Linked DNA regions of Homo sapiens: region 2 is linked to region 1. The links are chromatin loops, found by intact Hi-C in ENCODE. Cell type or tissue: endothelial cell of umbilical vein. All regions are shown on one strand. Each heading gives the region's core, and the rest is flanking DNA. Links, peaks and the distances in the headings are about the cores only.

Evidence for each region. A loop is a pair of places that touch in the nucleus more often than their neighbours do. Peaks named below come from ENCODE experiments on the same cell type or tissue, not always from the same donor. Only the 100,000 strongest peaks of a DNase experiment are listed, where the experiment ranks them.
Region 2: it touches region 1 in a loop (8-fold over the local background); 8 of 110 quality-filtered maps call a loop at or near these places.

The regions. Positions count from the first base shown.
Region 1 is chr4:107,175,438-107,193,385 of GRCh38, reverse strand. No RefSeq gene overlaps it. Among named protein-coding and RNA genes, the nearest start is that of DKK2, 150 kb to the right of the region's middle. RefSeq lists a silencer at 9,960-10,254. In endothelial cell of umbilical vein, for the core only: a CTCF peak has its summit at 10,036 (motif pointing right); a DNase peak (open chromatin) is centred at 10,045.
Region 2 is chr4:107,664,970-107,667,469 of GRCh38, reverse strand. All of the region lies in intron 5 of PAPSS1 (3'-phosphoadenosine 5'-phosphosulfate synthase 1), which reads left to right. Among named protein-coding and RNA genes, the nearest start is that of PAPSS1, 54 kb to the left of the region's middle. In endothelial cell of umbilical vein, for the core only: no CTCF peak of the experiment used is centred there; a DNase peak (open chromatin) is centred at 1,119.

The DNA of each region.
Region 1 (17,948 bases), core at 8,845-11,344:
TAGATAGTCAAAGAAATGTGTTCCTTGGTCATATTTTCCATAATGAATTCTCCTCTTATTGGCCATGCATTTTGCATTATCTAATCTATACATCCATTTGGTCTATACATCCATTTGCTTACCATCAGTCTGTATTGAGCAACAACAATAATATCTAGAACTACACAATGATTATTCTTGCAAAATAAACTAGCCTTGAAAACTAATATAGCACTAGCATGCTAAGAAGGAATTTTACCGTCTAGTAAGTCTATTCTATGGGAGATGAAATAAGTGACCACTTTTTGATATCTGCCCAGAATAGATTGGCACCTACTTGGAACATTATTCTATTGCTTGACTAAATTAAGTGGAAGGATGATAAGGATACTATTATGACACATGGAAACTCTTCCATAGTTTCCTTCCCAATGCATCTGTAATGGGTTTGTTCCGATTTTCACCCCTCAGTGTCATCCTTTATCCTGTCCTTCAAACTAAAACATCTGCGGTAGGAGCTGGCGAGTGTTTCTTAAGCAGGAGTTCGAGGAATGCTTATTTGAATGGAGTTGACTTCTTGCTCTCCCCCAGGGACAGAGGTGTTGATGGTTTCCATCAGTAATGACCTCATAGGAAAGATGTGTGCATTGCAAAAAGCACCACTACACCTGGCACTGATTCATGAAGAAGCTAGAGCCTGAGTATAGGTGATCGCCAAGACAGAACTACTCTTTCTCCAATCTGGGCAATTCGTTGGCCCCAATCTGGAAGCACATTGGGAAAAAACATAGCAGAGTCTGTTTAAACTGTATCATCCCTCTGGAAACAGAGACACCTGATTTCCCAGGCTTTATTTAATATTTAATGTGCATAATTTAGAAATGTTAAAATAACTTTTCTCCTGCTTAAAAAACTCACAGTTAGTTACTTATTAACTCTGCACGCATTCACTCATTAACCAACCCACATTTGGCAAACAACCGCTATGAGGTAAGCACTGTGTGAGCAACAGAAATACAAGGGAGAGGAAAACCGGAATTGCCCCTGCCCTCATGAAGCCTTTAGTCTGTGAGAGAGATAGATCTCAATCAAATAATCACACAATTGTACAAACGGAGATAAATATGATGAAAGGAAAGAATGTTCTAAGAAAACATCTAGCAGAACAACTTTCATATAGTTTTGGGTCAAGGAAGGATTGTCTGAGCTACAACATTTAAAGGAAGAATGGAAGTTAACCAGATGAAGTGGGTAGAGAGGATAACTTTCCAGGCATAGAGAGCAATATGGGCTATGAGACCCTGTTGCAGAAAGCAGCATGGAATATTCAAGAAGTGTGTAAACATGGTTCAGATGAATCTTGAAGGGTATGCAGGTACAAACCATTGTTCAATCAAGTTTAGCCTAAAGCTGCCTCCTTACATGTTTTAAGTGTGGCCTAAAGGTTTTTCTGTACACTGTGAACTAGAACAAGTAGAGGTGTAAACAGGCCGTAGCCTACACTTGTGCCAATCATCGAGTTTTGGCCAATCAAATGTAGCCAACTGCTCAAACTGTGTTCAAATAAGGCAAACCCCAACCTGTAATTAATCCAGCTGTTTTTGTACCTCACTTCCTTTTTCTGTACATCACTTTCCTATTTCTGTCCATAAATCTTCTTCTACCACATGGCTGCGCTGGAGTCCGGAGCCTACTCTGGCTTGAAAGTCTCCCCGATTTGTGAATCATTCATTGCTCAATTAAACTCCTTTAAATATAATTCGACTGAAGCTTTTATTTTATCACCATGCAGATATTTATTCTCTTCCTATTTTTCTTTTATAACCTGGCTTGTTTAAACTCCATTCCAGTGTCCCACTAAAAAGTCCAACTCCAAGTGGAGGGCAGGGAGACTTGATGAGCAGATGACCTTGGCTGAACCTTTGCCTCTTTCTAGCACTGTGTAGGTGTCAGTCCCTGAACTTATGAACGTCCTAAAGCAATAATAAAACCTTTCATAGAATGAGGAATACTAGGCAGAGAGGAAATCTAGCCAATTAGCTTATCTATTTTCTTTCTATTGTTGGGGCTGGATCCTTAGAAAGAACAACTTCTCTACAAAGGGGACATCATATTCTTTTAGGCAAGAAGAACTGTAGCTCATACCTTTTGTTCCAGTATAATATATAATATATATTATAAGTCCTTCCCTTTTGTTACAGTTAGAGTTATGGTTACCTTTTCTTTTGTGAGATTCTCAGTAAAAACAAAGACCAGCAAGTAAAAAACTCCTGCAAAAAATTGGTTGCAAAAAAAATGTATCTAAATCTTCACTCCTCCATGTATGCACACATTCTGCAATAAAATTTTGAAGCTCCTGTCATCATGAAGTGGAGCCTATTTCCCCACAGTTTGAATCTGGGCTGTCCTCATGACTTTCTTTAGCCAATAGAATGCTGTGGAAGTGACTGTACTGAGTTCTGAGCCTGGACTTCCAATGGCCTTGCATAATTCTGCCCTTCTTTCTTGGAATCCTGCCCCTGCATGATAACAAACGCAGGCTGTTGTGATGGAGAATAAGGGACCATGTGGAGCAAAGCTGAACTGTCCTAGCTATCTCCCTGTACCAGCCAATCAGTCCATCTCCCTGGCCTGCTAGTTGACTATAGATGCTTGTGCAAGCCAAGATCACTTAGCTGAGTCTGGCATAAATTGTACCAGCAGACTCATGGGCTAAATAAATTGTTCTTTTAAGTCACTAAACTATAGAATAATATTATGCAGAAAAATATTTCCTAGTGATTACCTATTTTTATTTTATTTAATAATTTATTAAGTTATTCACAAAGTATTTGAGTACTTTCTATATGCAAAGCACTGTTTTAGGCTTTAATGAGATAAGTGAATAAATAGATATAGTCTCTGTCTGCAAAGGAATGTGATACAACTCCTGAGAGGAAGTGAACAACTGCAAAAGCAAGGTGAAGAAGTGCTAAATTTGGGCCAAGTTGCCCAATAGGCGCAATTTTAAATGTAGCTTTAAAATTTAAGTGTAGCTTTAAAATCCTCTAATTGATTGATGAAAGACTAGCCTCCAGCAGGAAAAAACAAGATGGTGTGATCTGAGAACAGGGGAAGCTTCTTTGAAATCAGTTTCAAGTGGTGTGGTCTGAGGGTCTTTACTGAAAGCAGTAGGCCATCTCAGCTATTCACTTTCTTCTGCTGAGAATAGAAGTAGGACCTACCAATAGAATGCTGTCTTTCATTGTTATATAATTAGAAACAAATATTGCACAGTACACATAAAATAATAATGCCTACAGAATTTTTAATACATTGAATATATTTTTGTAAAGATCTCACCACTGTAAATTTTATTCTGAGTTTATTCCAATACAAGTTCTAAGACTTTTTGCCTGAGCATATAGTCACCGATTTCCAACAAATGCCAAATAGCTCAGTATTTCCAAACATAGTATTTCAAGAGCTGTTTTCAAGAACTGGTATTTCAAGAACTGTTTTCGGTGACCAATGTTTCTTTCTAGAGCAATGTTGAACACATAATAGAGACTCAAAAATAATTGTTAACTTGTATTAAACTAAAAGCTTTCCATTTTGTTAGGAATGAAGGAATAAACAGTTGACTAATTTCTTGTTAGTTTTGTGTTTCAGTAATCTCTTACATAACCAAATGGCTAAAGAATAAAATATTCTGGCTAAATTAAATAGTCTGACTAGCAAAAGACTAATATTTACTTTATATATTATGGGTTTACTTAATAAAAATAATAAAAATTCAGTAGTAATGCTAACACTAAAATAATAATTGAGTTTGCTTTTTTTATAGTTATCAAATTTCATTGCACAATATAGTAAGCAATATATAGTATTATTGAGATTTACGGATGTTTGAGTTCCATACAAATTTCTTACAAAAAGCTGTTACCTATAATATTATACCCATGCAATCAGAAATCAAATTATAAGCAATCCTGTATTTTTCACTTTTATCTTACTGTTTTAAATATTAGTGCACTAGTGTTTAATGGTCAAAATGGGAAGTTAATGTGTAATGTAGAATGTCCCTTCCTGCATTGAAAAGAATTTATTTTCTCCAGATGTGTAACAAGTCTTTTATATATTTTACTATTTTGTCTGTAACCATGTAGTCATGCATACCACAAATGTCAGGTGCTTTGAAAAGATTCATTTGGAATTAAAACAGTCTAACAGAGAGAGAGAGTTCAAATATAACTTAGCAGAGAGAAAGTCAAGTCAAATTATATACATCCAGCTTAAAATTCAGGCCAAAGCAAAGAGATTTCCAACATTACAGCATGGGTTTGCAAGAAAGGCTTTTCAGTGAGATAGATTTCTCTTCTTTATGAAGGCAGGAGATTAAGAGATATGTTATTTTGTATAGAACATTTACGATAAAAAATGTAAGTGCTGTACTTAAGTTAGTACACGGGATAAGACTTCAGGAACTCTAGATTTAAAAAATGTACCAAGGTCATTATTATCTCTATTTTCAAGTTAAGGTAAATCAGAGACAGCTGGAAACTTCGTTCAGCCTGAGGAAATATTCAACCAACTAACCAAACAACTGCTTAGTGAACTATATTCCTAAGATGTTTAACATTGTGCATGTTCCTAGGTTGCTCTCAAACCACAGGAGGTTAGTACAAAGTCAAAGACCTTCAAGTACCATCAATGGCATTTAAATTTAGCTGAATTAAAAGGTGTATATGACTGAGCCGCTAAGTAGCTGTGTGTCTTTGAATAATTTCTTTAGCCTCTCTGGCGTTCTAAAATGTGGCAACATTTTGGTTTATAAAATTATAAATCTTTTTGGGTTCCACAAATCATCAAAGTCAAAATATGGCCTTTATTTTCTTTCAGACCAAGTATCCTTTTGAGACAATAAAGGAAATAATGTATAACCAGGCTGTGCAGTTATTCCACGTGTGAATATATCACCTAGCATGACCTTGAGGATAGGTAAGTCTTCAAAACATGATTGTTGATTATTTGACATCTTGTGATTTATTTCTCTTAGCATTTAAAGAGCATTATCAGGCCTTGTCCAAGCCATCTAGAAGAGCTGATCTGGCTTTTGCTTTTCTTCAATGGTCACATAATCTATCTAATTAGAATCCAAACAGATTACTGTCATTGTTTACTATCAGTGGTTTTAATTAGAGTTCTTTAATAGGTATTTTATTAGCGCACATAATGCGACTTTGCCTTTTAGAAAAAAAATGCCTAGGAAGCTCTTGGGGTATAATACTGGTAACATTACCATGACATGGAAAAAACTTTGTGCAGGACCCCTGTATGCTATAATAAGTTAACAGGGGAATAATAAAATGACAGTGTTTAAGATATGAAGTTTTTTTCACATGTTATCTAATCTGTTCTTTGACATAAGTCTGTAAGGTAGGTATGATTATCTCCATTTTACAGGGGAGGAGAGATCTTGCTCATTGATTCACATATTCAGTACATATTATGCACTAAAGCTCCATTTTACAGAAATCTTGCTCATTCATTCACATATTCAGTACATATTTATGAAATTTCCACACTAGGCCCAGCACTGCTCTAGGTATTAAGGAGAAAACAGTAGACGGATGGGAGGAGAATAAGATTCTTCTTTCCCTGGAGGTGCATTCTTGGGAGTGGTGGTGACAGGAGATGTAAGCATTAAACAAGTAAAAAATACATAAATCATTTCAGATACTGTTAAGTGTTATAAAGACAATGACGGGTAATGTGAAGATTGACTGAGACATGGGGTGGGGGACAGTGCACATCAGAGGAGGACCTCCATGAAAAGGTGACATTTGAGTTGAGATCTAACTTTTCTAAGCAGAGCAACTAGGATTTAAACCTATGATTCTTTTAGTGTTTGATGCTTTATTATGTTTATTTTAATAACATCTGCTATGGATATTAATATACTTAAATGTCTATATTAATAACAGAAAATTTAAGAATCGTATAAGTACCTATATCCTTCCTCCTCTTGAGATTGTTATTAACGCCAAATAAAAAATGCAAAGAATGTAAAAGCTATAAAGAATTAGGTACACTAAAGCTTTACCCTTATTGTGTGCCTTGTAGTCTGGTATGAGATGCATGCTGAGAGAGAAAAAACAGTAAAGGAATGAAATATGCATGCAATTTCAACCAAAAACAGAAGTTTAGTGACTTCACCATAGATAAAATGTATTAAATACCATTTTTTGTTTTTCTGCCTCAAAATGTCTTGAAGAAACAGCCTTTTAAAGACAAAAGTTAGTATCAATAATCCACAACCCCATTAAAATGGTGCTTATTATTTTGTTCTTTCAATTTTATGATATTTTAATAAAATTAAATTCATATTTGTATGTACATTTTGTTTTTTACTCAACATTTTTGAGTCAAAAATCTTACTTTTATTACTGACAAAATTTAGGCTAGAGTAATAGCATAATATACAGCCCAGTGAACTTTCTAATACTAAACTTCAGAATAAGAAAAAATAATTTTAACAGTCAAGGCCTGTCAGAGTTTTTTTTAAAAAAACCTTTATTTTAGGATCAGGGGCTACGTGTGCAGAGTTGGTACATGGGTAAATTGCATGTTGCTGAGCTTTGGTGTATGAATGATCCATCTCCAGGTAGTGAGCGCAGTACCTGGAGATAGTTTTTCAACTCTGGCCCCTGTCCCTCCCTCCTTCTTCCCTCTAGCAGTCCCCCGGTGTCTGTTGTTCTCACCTTTACATATGTACTAGTCCATTCTTGCACTGCTATAAAGAAATGCCTGAGATTGGGTAATTTATGAAGAAAAGAGATTTAATTGGCTCATAGCTCTGCAGGCTGTGTAGTAAGCATGATGCTGGCATCTTCTAAGCTTCCAGGGAAGCCTCAGGAAACTTATGATCATGGGGGAAGGTGAATGGGAAGCAGGCACATCTTACATGGCTGGAGCAGGAGCAAGAGAGAGTGGGGAAGGTGCTATACACTTTAAAGCAACCATATATTATGAGAACTCGCTCGCTATCATGAGGATAGTACAGAGGGGGATGGTGATAAACCATTCGTGAGAAACCACTCCTAGGATTTAATCACCTCCCAGCAGCCCTCATCTCCATCATTGGGGATTACAGCTGAACTTGAGATTTGAGCAAGGACACAAATCCAAACCACATCATTACACATGTGTACTCAATGCTTAGCTCCCACTTATAAGTGGGAACATGTGGTATTTGGTTTTCTGTTCCTGTGTTATTTCACTTAGGATTATCACCTCCAGCTGCATCCATGTGGATGCAAAAGACATAATTTCATTCTTTTTAATGGCTGCTTAGTATTCCATGATGTACAGGTACCACATTTTCTTTTTCCAATCCACCATTGATGGGCATCTAGGTTGACTCCATGACTTTGCTGTTGTGAATAGTGCTGTGATGAACATACAAGTGCCTGTGTCTTTTTGGTAGAACAATTTATCCTTTAGGAATATACCCAGTAATGAGATTGCTGGGTTGAATAATAGTTCTGTTTTAAGTTCTTTGAGAAACCTCCAAACTGCTTTCCACTATGGCTGAGTTAATTTACTTTCCCACCAATGATATATAAGCATTCCCTTTTCTGTGCAACCTTGCCAACGTCTGTTATTTTTTGTATTTTTAATCATAGTCATTCTGACTGGTGTGAGATGGTATCTCATTGCGGTTTGATATGAGTCTTTTCTCATGTTTTTTAAACTTCATGGAACATAATCTGTAATGGCATAGAAGAGTTCATCATACAACTATACACTATTGAATTTAACGGTTCCTCATGTTGAACATTTAGCTTCATCCAATTATTTTGGCATTTTAAATAATGTTGAAATGATTATCTTCATACATATTTGTTTGCAGGATAATGTTCTTAGGGGAGATTTCTAGAAGTGAAATGAGTGTCAAAACAAGGAAAATTCTCATAGTAAAAAATGTGAACATTTCATTCACAAAGTTTTTGTGCAGAAGTTGCTGTGTGGTTTTAGGCTCTCTTGCAAAGCCAAGTTTAACATCCTGCTTCATCCTGTGCTACTTTGAGTGATAGAATCACAAGTAAAACTCTCTTCCCAGTGGGAGCTAAACTTATCAAGTCTGATGGTTATTTGTCTAATATTATGTTAATAATACCTGTTTAAACCAACATTTGAGTCCATGTCCAATGGTAATTGATATTCACAGAGTAATACTGAAACATGGCAAAATCCGAATCAGTCATCAAAAATGAATAAATTATGTTCAGTAGGGTTTTTTATTATGCATTTATAATAGTGTGTGTTATATAGAGAGAGTTGTATTCACAATTTTCTATATCTTTAAAAATAAAAGTTCTTTTGTGTCTATATGGTAACCTTTTATTACTCATAATAAATTATCCCTGAATTTAGCCCCTAAATATATGTTTAACAACAGAGTTTATTACATAGTATAATGTATTTTATTCCTACATCATGAAGTAGAAGGGGAGTATTGGATGAGTCATACCTCTACTCTATGCCATTTTACTTTTCCCAAAATAAACTTTTATCAACTTTGTTTAAAACATTATTTATATTAAAGCCTGTCTGAATAGACATGGAGCCTGTCCGGTAGCCTTAAGGGATTAGCAAATTATAATTTAGCTGAAATATGACAATTTTAGCAGATCAGTGTTCCCCTCTGGAGGCTAAAAATATGCATCAAACTACACTAAGAAGAGGGATGTTTATTTGAAACTCATCCAAACAATCTGAAACCCCTACATGGAAATCTTGAAGAAAAGATTTTTCCACAGATTTCTACTCTCTTCTTTCTTACTTTTAGATGTTCTAGGAAAATAGTATTAAACAATCTATTCAGCTTTGCTGCCTGGAGTGAAAACAGAGAAGCAAATGTTGTTAATGAGGGAAAGAAAAAGAGAAGGGGAAATATCTACTAGAAGTAATTTGAATTTGGCTGATATTTATATGCAAAAGAAAAATGAAAGACAGAATATTGTACCTTAAATGAGATATATTTGGAATCATTTTGGAGGTATAAAATTGAACTTAACGTACAAGATGAAATAAAAGCATACCAAATTATCCAGTATCACCTTCATTCTTTATCCATTTGCATTAGGCAATGGTAAATGCGTATTTCATTCATTGAGCTTATCTCCAAGTGTAGCTAGAGGAGAAAAAGTTTCCTTTCAAATAATCTATTTTATATTCCAGATTTCTTTCAAAGTCCAAATTGAACAAAAGTTTAGTTCTTAAAGGTAGGTCATGTGGTCTGATGTGGGGTTTTGAATTTCGGTTTTCTGCTTTTTGATTTGGGACCTCAATCCCTCTCTTTATAAATGATAGAATTGGAATACATAATTTATCTTTAAGATCACTTCTACCCCCTTTTTTTAAGAAAATTAAAACCCATAAATTTATAGTCACTTGATGTATCTCTTCTGCTTTTTGTCTCCTTCCCCGTATTTTTAAATTTGCCATTGCTTGAGTGTTTGATTCTTCTACAGAGGTAGAAAAACAAATTAACTTGCATCCTCTCTGCTCTATTAATTTCTGATGTACTTGAGGGTGGATACTGTCTTTTGTTTTTTCTGTACTTTCCCAAAAGTCAATCATTTTTCTGCATAGAGGAGTTTCTAGCCCTGTTTTTAATTGACCAGTGTCTTTAGAAGCTCCTCATGGAATATTATAAAGGAGTAAACAGAGGCATATGTATGATCATTGAGTCTCCACTGCTTTTCATGTCTGTGTGGTGGGCTCATGAGGTCATACATCCAAATTCTAAATATTAGAAAGGCCAGAGTCTTTATTCTCAGTTTCTTAGAGTATTTCTATCAAACTCAACACATCACCCCTTTGGGATTTCCATCAGGAGGTAGGAGAAGTGCTCATGGTTTTTTTTTAAAGAGGTATAAATTTGATCTCATTTGACATTGCCAGCCTCCAAAACTGTATTCCGTAAGGAAGCCTCTACCTTGGTGTGGGTGTTTTCCCTGGGGTCACTGAAGGACAGAGCTGTGATTAATCATGCTTGCCACTAGAGGTCAGTGCTTACCATTCACAGAGTGAATCTAATACAACGGCCTTTGGACTCCTGAAGACCAGCGTTAAAAGAGTATTTGAAATTTCTTTGTGCTGTTAGTTGAGACTAATGGACTCTGGGTCATTATGGATTGTGTATTCTATGCAGGCTCTATTAGGAATAATTCAAAATGATAATTATATTTTCAAGTATTATTTAGTATTATTTCCATTCCTGGTTATATAGATCAACTGTTTCAGAAATTAACAAGTTTTTGCTCTATAGAATATCTCAGTGGTCTTTAGGTTTTCCCACTTTCTCCTTTTTCAAAATGTTATAATCGGCATCAATCAATAAGTAGGGTGAGTAAAGGTAGAGAATAAGGTGGTGGTATTTGAGGTACTTTGATAAGGTTCTTCTATTCTTACCTAACTTAAAACATTTCTTCACTTTTCTGGTACAGAGGCTTCTCATTCTATCATCAGGCATTAGTCCTCTTAAATCAAATCATTTAGCTATAGTTCTTTTTACTACAAATATTTATTATTTGCACATAATATGACAGGGACTGTGTTTTGATTTTAAGCTTCAATAATTCACTTATTTTAAATATTATCTGAATGAGGTCCTGCTGAGAAATGGATTCCAGTTTATATTTATTTGATAGAGCTCACTTGGCTGTTTAGTTGTACTTCAGTGAGCTGGCTTTCTAAGTTCAGCCTTGGTTCAGCCTTCACTATAGAGGTAAGGCTGTTAACATTTGTTGAACACCTACTGTATGTAAAGTATTTCTTGTATATAGTATCTCATTTAATGCTCACGGCAACCCCTGAAGTAGGAATTGCTTATTATCTCCATTTTACTGATGAGGAGACTCAGCTTCAGAGTTTAAATAACTTGCTCAAGATCACACACAGCTTATGAGGGAAAGGGCTAGGATTTGAATCTACGTCGGCTCTTCTCCAAAGCCCATGTTTTTTTCCCTAAGTGTTAGGTTGCCTTATGTGGTATTCATAGTAAAGTTGCTGCCCTCTTCCCTTCCCTCTTACCAACTCTCTTTCCCCTTCCAGACATCTTTGCATCAAATATGTTCAGGATTTCATGACTTATAATTTTTACTATTTTAACCTGCTATTCTAATGAGAAAGTGACCTGACTCCAATATATTTGTTAGTGTAGTTTAGTGTTAGTTACAGAAGATCTGGCATTGAGTTAGGGTGTTTGATCATTATAGTGCCTCTCCAAGTCTCCTTACTGTTAACTGAAACTCTGAAAGCTGAGGGCCCTTGTAGCATAGATTGGGTAGCTTAACCAACAGAAATTTATTTCTCACAGCTCTGGAGGCTGGAAAGTTTAAGATCAAGGTACCAGCAAGGTAGCTTTCATTCTGAGGTTTCTTCTTGCTGTGTGCTCACATGGTGAAGAGAGAAACAGAGGAAACAAACTATCTGGTGTCCCTTCTAATAGGGACAACTTCTAATAGGGACACCTTCTAATAGGGACACATAATTTCATCATGACAGTCTCTCCTTCATGACCTCATCTGAACTTTACCTCCCAAGGACCCGTTTCCAAATACCATCACATTGGAGGTAAGGGCTTCAGCATATGAATTTGAGGGGGACACAGTTCAGTCCATAGCATCTTTGAATATTAAATTGCAGTGATTTTTCCTCATCCAAAATATGGGGAGGGAAGCTTTGGAAGGTGAAATGTTAGACAAGCATGTTATTTTTGTTATCATACTTTACACTTCTGTAGAATTCTGGGTGCACTGATATAGCGATTCTACTCCACTAGGCACTGAGCTTCTTGAGAGATTGGGCCATGCATTTGTATATGACCAACAACTACAGATTAAATGGCACGTGAATGTTGAATGAGTCAGTAACCCTCTCAGGACTAATGCTACCCAATCTGCCTTTCTGGAGTGGTTTAGGGCTGTGGGGGTTATTCCTAGGCTTCTTGTTACTCTTTTCAATTTTTCATATTCTCTTTTTGGTTTCCGAACTGAAGTCAGGTTTGTTGAAGTATACTTTACATACAGTAAAATTCACAGTTTAAAGTGTACAGTTTGATGGGTTTTGATAAATGTATTCAGTCATGTATACTCTGTTTGCTACCACAATAAAAAATTGAATATTTTCCTCACCCCTAAAAGTTTCCTTGTTCTCCTTTGTAGTCAGTTTCCTTCTTCTACACCTGTCCCCTAGCAACTACCAATTGAATTCCTGAATATAGTTTTGACTTTTCTATGTCATGTAAATATAATCACATACTGTGTTGCCTTTTGGATCTGGCTTATTTTTTTGAGATTCACCCATGTTTTTGCATGTATCAATAATTTACTTCTTTTTATTGCTAAGCAGTCTTTTATTGTATAGATATGCCACAATTTGTTCATTCAGTAATTAATAATATTTGAGTTGTTTCCATTTGTTGGCTATTTTAACAGAGTTATTATACATTATCTGTTGTGGACTCAATGTTTATATATCTCCAAAATTTATATGTTGAAGCCCCAATCTCTAAAGCGATGGTCTTTGGAAATGGAGCCTTAAGGAGGTAATTAAGTTTATATGAGGTCCTGTGGGTGGGGTCATCACAATGGGATTAGTGTCCCTATAGGAAGAGACACCCAATAGCTTGCTTTCTCTCTTTACCATGTGAGTACATATTGAGAAGATAGCCAACTACAAGGCAAAAGAAGAGGCCTCATAATGAAACTTACCTTGCCTGCCCCTTGATCTTGAAGCTCTCAGGCTCCAGAACTCTTAGAAATAAAATTCTACTGTTTAAGCTGGCCAGTCTATGGTATTTTGTTATAACAGTCTGAGCAGACTAATACAATATCTATGCACAGGTCTTTGTTGAAGCATATAATTTTATTTCTTTTGAGTAAATACCTAGGAATGAGAATCCTAAAACACATGATAAGTTAGATATATGTGACTTTAGAAGAAACTGACACACGGTTCTCCAAAGTGGCTGTATGATTTTGCATTTCCCTTAACAGTGTATGAGAGTGCCCTACATCCAAGTCACCATATGGTATGATAAGTGTTTTGAAATCTCAGCCATTCTGGAGAGCAGTGATATCTAATTGTGATTATAATTTGAATTTCCCTAATAAATATTGGAGGTGAGCATCTTTTTATGTACTTATTTCTTTGATGAAGTATCTGTTAAAATGTTTTTCCCATTTAAAAAAGTTGTGTTGTTTTCTTATTATTGAGTTGTAATCATCCTCATATGTATTCTAGGTACAAGTCCTTTTCCAGATACGTGTCTTACAAGTATTTTATCACAACCCAAGGCTTGTCTTTTAATTTTCTTAACAGTATATTTTGAAGTTTTAAATTTTAATGAAGTCCAAAATCGGTTCTTTCTTTTGTGTTTTCTCCTGTATTGTTTCCTAAGAAATCTTCACCTAATTGTAGTTCAAAAAGATTTTCTCATGTTTTACCAGAAATTTTATAGTTTTTGGTTTTAAATTTAGGTCTAATGTTACATGTGAGGTTAATTTTTGTTTAAATTGCTCTGTAAGGATCAACGTTCACTTTTTAAAAAAATACAAGCATCTCTTCTCAAATTTTAAAGAGTAAAATATAGAACTGAGACCTTTCCTTTCTTGCCACAAGGTGAGTTACAATTATTTCGATCATAGATTTGATGGAATTTTGTGGTATATTCACTTAAAAATATATTCTGATTATTTTCCTGTATCTATAATCACATGGATACTTACATCTTTGTCTTTTGTAAATCATGGATAATTTTCATACTTAATCATTTAGAAAAAATATAAACAAACCAAAGGAAAAAATAAAACAGAAAAAGGCAGCTGTAAGAAGAGGATTAAGAAGGAATGTCCTCCAAATATACTGTAATTCATTCCAGAATCACGGAGATTCAGAATACACTGTGTTATGAGGGAAAAGGCTTTCTAATAAGCAACTGTAAGGGACTAGTGAAAATCTCTCAGTTTGAGTCCTTTGAATTTAAGTTCTTTCAGTATGAAAGTATAAAAATGACTTTCAGTAGGATGCATAACAAGTTGTTGGAATCTGTAATACATGGTCAGATTACTTTAATACACACCGTAATAATAAACTATTACATGTAAGACAAAATGTCAGAGGAAACTTTTTTTAATAATTAACATGGCATTGGGAAAAAATGTTTTTATTGTGGTTTAAGCACTTAAAGACAGGGAACAAATGGTTAGCATAAATAAGCACTTTCCTAACTGGAAGATGGTAATGGGGACATCCTCTAAAGAATGCTTTTAAATTATATATAGGTTAGTAAATTATCTGAATAATAAAATCGCTAACAGAATTTAACACCACTATTTTGACTAGAAGAGATACTCAGTTCATGGGGAATACGTTTAATGATGAATTCTCAGTTATGAATGTAAAACAATGACAGGTGAACTTTTAATGTATATATAGGTGTAAGATATCTATTCAAAGAAAAAAAGAAGTGCAGAACTGATGGCCTTATGGTGTTAATTATACCTCAAAATTGATTTTGGAATAACGTGAATCTCCTCCCCAAGGCACTAAACCAATTGTGTTTCTCATTGAGAAAACTGGAAGCAAATCAGAAAACATCACCCTGTGATTGTATAAGAACTGGAATATTCTATATTCTCTTGGTCACTACTCCTCAGAGAAAATAGACCTGGAAGAATTCCGCAGAAAAATAAGTGAAATGATCAAGGGGTTTCTGTATGAACATCGATTAAAGAAATTTGGATGTCTTAGGCTAGAAACACAAAAACTAAGAGGGAATATGATCAAATCCTTAAACCTGCCAAATCTATGGTGAGGTGAAATCCAGGCTTGTTCACAAAATCATAAAATATAAGAAGTGAAGTGCATGATATATTGTATATAGTATAGCTTTTAAAAATACTACCTTAGATAATCAATATGTTTAGCAAGCCTATTTTCTTTAACGGTAATTTAGGCGACCTGAATGAATAGTTTCTGGGACTAAGATTATCAATGACTGGTAGAGCCACAAAGTAAGAAGGTTTGAGTGATATCTCTGAATTAAAAAAAATAATTTAAATATATTACTTTGTTTTCGGTAAACCCAGAATATATGTTCATTATAGAACATTTAAAAATGTAGATTTAAAAAGAACATTACCCAAAACTTCATTAAGGAAGTCAAAAAACTAATATGTAATCTTTATTCTCCATACATAGTTTTTAAAAATATCTGTGTTCATATTATACACACAACTTTTTATGGAACATTACAAAAATAACTTTTATACATTATTTTAAATATTTAACATGATATTCCTTTGTTCATAATAATTGGATGAGCTTATATAATTACATAATAATTTCTCTATTTCTGAGCATCTAGGTTGTTGCCAAATTAAGCTGAACTTTTCTAGGGTGATATTAAGAAGAACAGTCATGCTTCTTGAAAAAAATCCATTAAGAGATATCAAATGCGAGTAGAAGAGTGCAAAACTGGGGAAATGAGGTTATTGCAAGTTGCTCCAGAATTTATGTTTACTTCAAAAACTATTAACAAAAATAAATAAATAGCATATGCCACAGAGATTTGTAATATAATTTTTAATGTTTTATATGCTGCTGTGTTAATAAAATTTGAATTCATTTGAAAGTATCTTGGAATGTGGAATAGCTATAAGTTATTTATTGTGTCAAAATGCATTCACTAGCATCAAGGGATTTCATAATATTTTCAATTAAAAGGAGATTTTCATGCTTATAAAGATTAGGTATAATTACTCCTTAGTCACCTCTTGAGTGTGAATACCAGTAATAGCAATAGTTTTACTAAAAATTTCATTGAAAGCTGTCAGTATGATTGCTTCAATATGGTTTGAAACAATTCATTTTCTCTTAAACTATTTAGGAATAGAAAAGAGAAAAAGTAAATAAATTTACCAATCCAATGGGTACTTTTCTTTGGAGAAATATGAAGAGGAATAACACATAGTATTTTTTCTCAAGATAATCATCATTATGGAGTAAAATATGTAGAGAAATATAATTAAGATTCCTCTAGAAAGTATGACAGAAAGTCAGAGAAGAAAGAGAGACTAGAAAACTCCATGCAGGAGGTAGGATTTAAGTTGGGCATTGAAGGATGGGTATATAGGTTAATGGAAGGATGGAAAATTTTCTTTTCAGAGGGCCTGGTAAGCAAACCCATACGGTGGTGATACCATGGCATGGAGTGGGGAAATTCATTCTATAGGGTAGCAGAAAATGCAGATGGAAATAGAGATGAAAGATGGATGAAAGATTTTAGACTTTATCTTCATGTATAATGGGGCTCTTTGAAGAGTTATTTAATAGTAAGATAACATAAATAATATAATTGTTAGATAATTTAATAATGATGTGTATAATAAATTGCAGTGAAGGGAGACTGAAAGTAAAAATACAGAAAACAGTACAGAGAGGAGGGAGACAAAGACACTGTCCATGCAGCTGAATACAACGCTTTAGGGTGTACTTCCCAGCAAGAATAGGCCCAGCAAGGAACCATTCTATTATGAGCGTGGTTTGCTTCCTTTACTTTCTCTGAGGAGCTGGAAAGGTATTGAGCTTTCTCACAGCATTGTAGTTTCCGAGGAGTCAAAATTCTTACATGGCATCTGTCTTCCCCAGTGCGAGTTTTCCAGGAGAACAAGGCAGAATCGGCTTCATGACTCAGAAGTCATGTCACTGTAGCATCACTTCGGCTATACTCAGTCAAAATTGAGTCACAGAGCTAGCCAAGATTCAAAGGGGGCACTACACAAGGACATGAATATGTGAAGGTGCAGTTCATGGGGAGACACTCTTGGAGACTAGCTATGGTAGTGTGCCATCTGGACCACAATGCATCAAGTCCTTTCACATGCAAAATCCTCTCATCCCTTTCCCAAAACTCTGAATTTCATCTCACTCACATCAGCAGGCTCAGGTTTAAAGTCCAGGATCTCATCATCTAATCAGATCCTCATGTGAAATGGTTCCTCATGTGTTCCTCAAGTGTGGTTCTTCTTAATATAAAGTTACGTGACTTAAGGAGATGAATATCTATTCCCCACACACAATGGTGGGCCAGCTGGAGAAGAACCACAAAAGTCATTCTTGTTCAAAAGGGGAAAACACAAGGCATATAGTAATCACTGGTCAATAACATTTCTTAAATTTAACCAGAGACTTGTCATCAGTTCCTTGACTAGGGTGCAGTCCTGTTCCCTGGACATGATCCTGTATCAGTCAAGGATCAATATGGGAAGCAGAACCACTATGAGTGATATAGAATAAGGGATTTGCTGTAGGGAATAGATATTATGCAACTGAGGCAGCTGATGAAGACTTTTCTGTAAGCCTGCCGATTCTGTCTGGTGGTCATCTTAAGTTGCCACAGGTCAGCTGTTAGAAAGAAATGCCGGACCTGAAGCAGAGAAGAATGAAGACAAACTAGAACATGTGAGCGCGTAATGGACCTGGAGGACAAACTGTCCGTTCCTCATTGCCTCCAACATTGACAGTGTGGGTACTTTGCAGAAGAAGCCAGTGCCCTTCTTCACAGAGCTGCATACACCTGGCTCAGGACTCAAAGAAGCCCAAGGAGTTTCAGAAGGCCTGAGAGCTGAATCGGATGTGCTTGGAGATAAGTCAGAGTGGGTGCAGTTGACATACCACATCCTTTCTATGTGGATGTTAGTGACCCAGAAATCCAACTGGACCCCTGGATTTTCACTAGACCAGAGCCTTGGCCTCAGGGCCATGAAATCATGGCCAAAGAGCATCATTTTCATGACATCTGCCATAGGAGAAGGTAACTGGTACGAAAGTGAGAAAATAGAGAGAAGGAGAGAGGACAATATAGTGCCATGTCTTATTTTGTCCACCATACCCATTCAATTCTTTTAAAGAGC
Region 2 (2,500 bases), core at 1-2,500, 480 kb before region 1:
GGTGCCCAGGCTACCCACTTTCTTGCCTGGCTGATTATAAATCCAAGGTTTCCCACCTCCCTACCCTGTCCCCACACCAGGTTTGATCATTGGCTAGGACAACTCACAGAACTCAGTAAAGTGCTTTATTTGCTACTTCCAGTTTCTTATAGACTCAGTAACAGCCAGATGGAAGAGATGTGCAGGGAAGGGGTGGCAGAGCTTCCGTGCTTTCTCTATGAACTTCAACCCCCAGCCCCCAGTACCTCCGTGTGCTCACCAACTGGGAAGCTCTCTGAACCCCATCATTTAGAAGTTTTTATGTAGGCTTTACGTCGCACATTTGATTAAATCATTGGCCATTGGTGATTGAACTCAATCTCTCTAATGCCTTTCTGCTCCCCAGAGGTCAGGGGAGTAGAGTGAGGCTGAAAGTTGCAACCCTGTGATGGTGACTTGGACTTTCTGGTCCCAGTTCCCATCATGAAGCTGTCTAGGAGCCCTTCAGCCAAGAGTCCTCTCCTCAGCACTCCAAAGGCACATTGATCACTTAGGGGATTTCAAGGGTGTTAGGAGCTCTGTGCCAAGAACTGAGGACAAAGACCAAACACTGTATGTATTTCCAATTGTATACCAGTTTTTATTAGAGAGAAGAAAGTACTATGGTCTGGGACTTCCCAGAGAATGAAGGTGTTTGAAAAGCACTGTCTTCATGGAAAAATAGTGGTAAGTAGAGTTTGCTTTTATCTGTTCCTCTGTATTCCTTTGGAGAGACTCTTCTGAAGTGAATTGTACCTGGAATTGTTTAATGGTCTTCAGTAAGATACAGTATTTATTTCATTGTCCAAGAAAAATGTTTTTAGTATGCTGTACAACGGGTAATATAGGATGATGGGTCCTTTGGTTACCATGGGTACTTTACATAAAGTTAAGAATTCTCTGTCATTTTCTGGGTTGCCTTCTCTTTCACTGTGGCTATGTAATATAATCAGGATAGATAAAGTGGTCATTCATATAAAGACTGCATTTCTTAGCGTTTTCTCACAGCATCTTCATTTTCTTTGTTTGGTATGTATTTAAGAAAATAGAAAACACTAACAAATCAGGATTTTTTTATTTTCCTAGACCCTAAATTGGTCACTAGATGGCCTGCTAGTATTGCATTTTAACTTGGCTTGTTATGACATAAGGAAGTAGACTTCTTGCTGCTGGTTTTAATCTAAAGTGATATTTTAAATACTGTTTTAAAATCTACCAGGAACTCTAGATTTACTAGTGCTATAAATTATTTAAAGGTTTGTCTTTTTAAGAAATGGTGGTTTAGTGCTCTAAATGGGTTTTATGCTACACATAAAAGCCAGACTTTGCAGCTCAGTTTTAAAGTGTTGCCGGAATGTCGTTTGGTGTTCATGCTTTGGATGCATGTAGTTTAGATAACAGAAATTTAATAGTTACATAAAAATATGAATGTGCCCTTGTGTTCAAATCTGTTGAGCAGATTTGGCTCAAGAAAAAAGTACAGAAAGTATTTAAAGGAAAACTTAAAATGTGGAATCATTGTATTAACATGTTCAGAGTTCTTTAGGAAGATTAAAATGAGAGGCGAGAGCTACCACTTTCATGTAGCGCATGTTGTTTGCCCTGCCTGCCAGTGTCCAGGTAAAAACAAAAACAGTTGTCTGTTTTTGGATACAACATATGTTAGATGTTAGACTGTCAAAGTCAAACAACGTTCTGGGTACCCCGTGTTACATTTTAAAATTAAATTAATACTTATAAATTTATAATATCTCTAGACTTACAGGTTACGGAATTCACCTCTCATTAATAGTAGAGTGTGGGTCATTTACTGATCCCCTGCTCAGGAGGACTCCTAGGGCCTCCCTGAGCCCCCTTTACCCTTCAGTGCTGGGTGACTGGAGCCTTTCAGATTGGAGGTGAGATGTCCAGGTGTGTGCAGACTTTTTCCTGGCCTGGCTTGTGATCTCTTTGTGTTTTAAAGGACATTTCATGAAGCAAAGGGTTTTATATGTACAAATTGAAGAAGAGCACGTTGTTTCTAATAGCTGTGTCTGTGGAAATCCTAATGAATCCCAAATAAAGTGGATAGCTCATGTGGCAGGGACCAACTTTCTGTTGTCCAGATATCTTGTGTCACTTTGAGGTGGTTTTGCTCCTTTCAGATGTTTAGTAGTGGTTTTGGAAACTGAGATTTGTCACTGGAATGTGCTAGAAGCTGGCAGCATCTGCATGTTTAAGATTCTTTTTATATTCCTGTAAGAGACTGAGTCCTTTTGTCTTTACACATAGAATCTGTGTATAACTCATTTCCACAGACTGAGCAGATGCTCCCAGTTCCTCTTGATTCATGCTATTTTTGCATTAATTCCCAAAACATTCACTCTCTGTATCTTTTTTAGAAGAGAAAAACAGTAGCAACCTTTCGAATGTTTATTTTGGCATTGGTTAGGTATCAGAAGAATTTTGTATTGAAGTTGTGAGGCTAAAATCCATTTAAAAA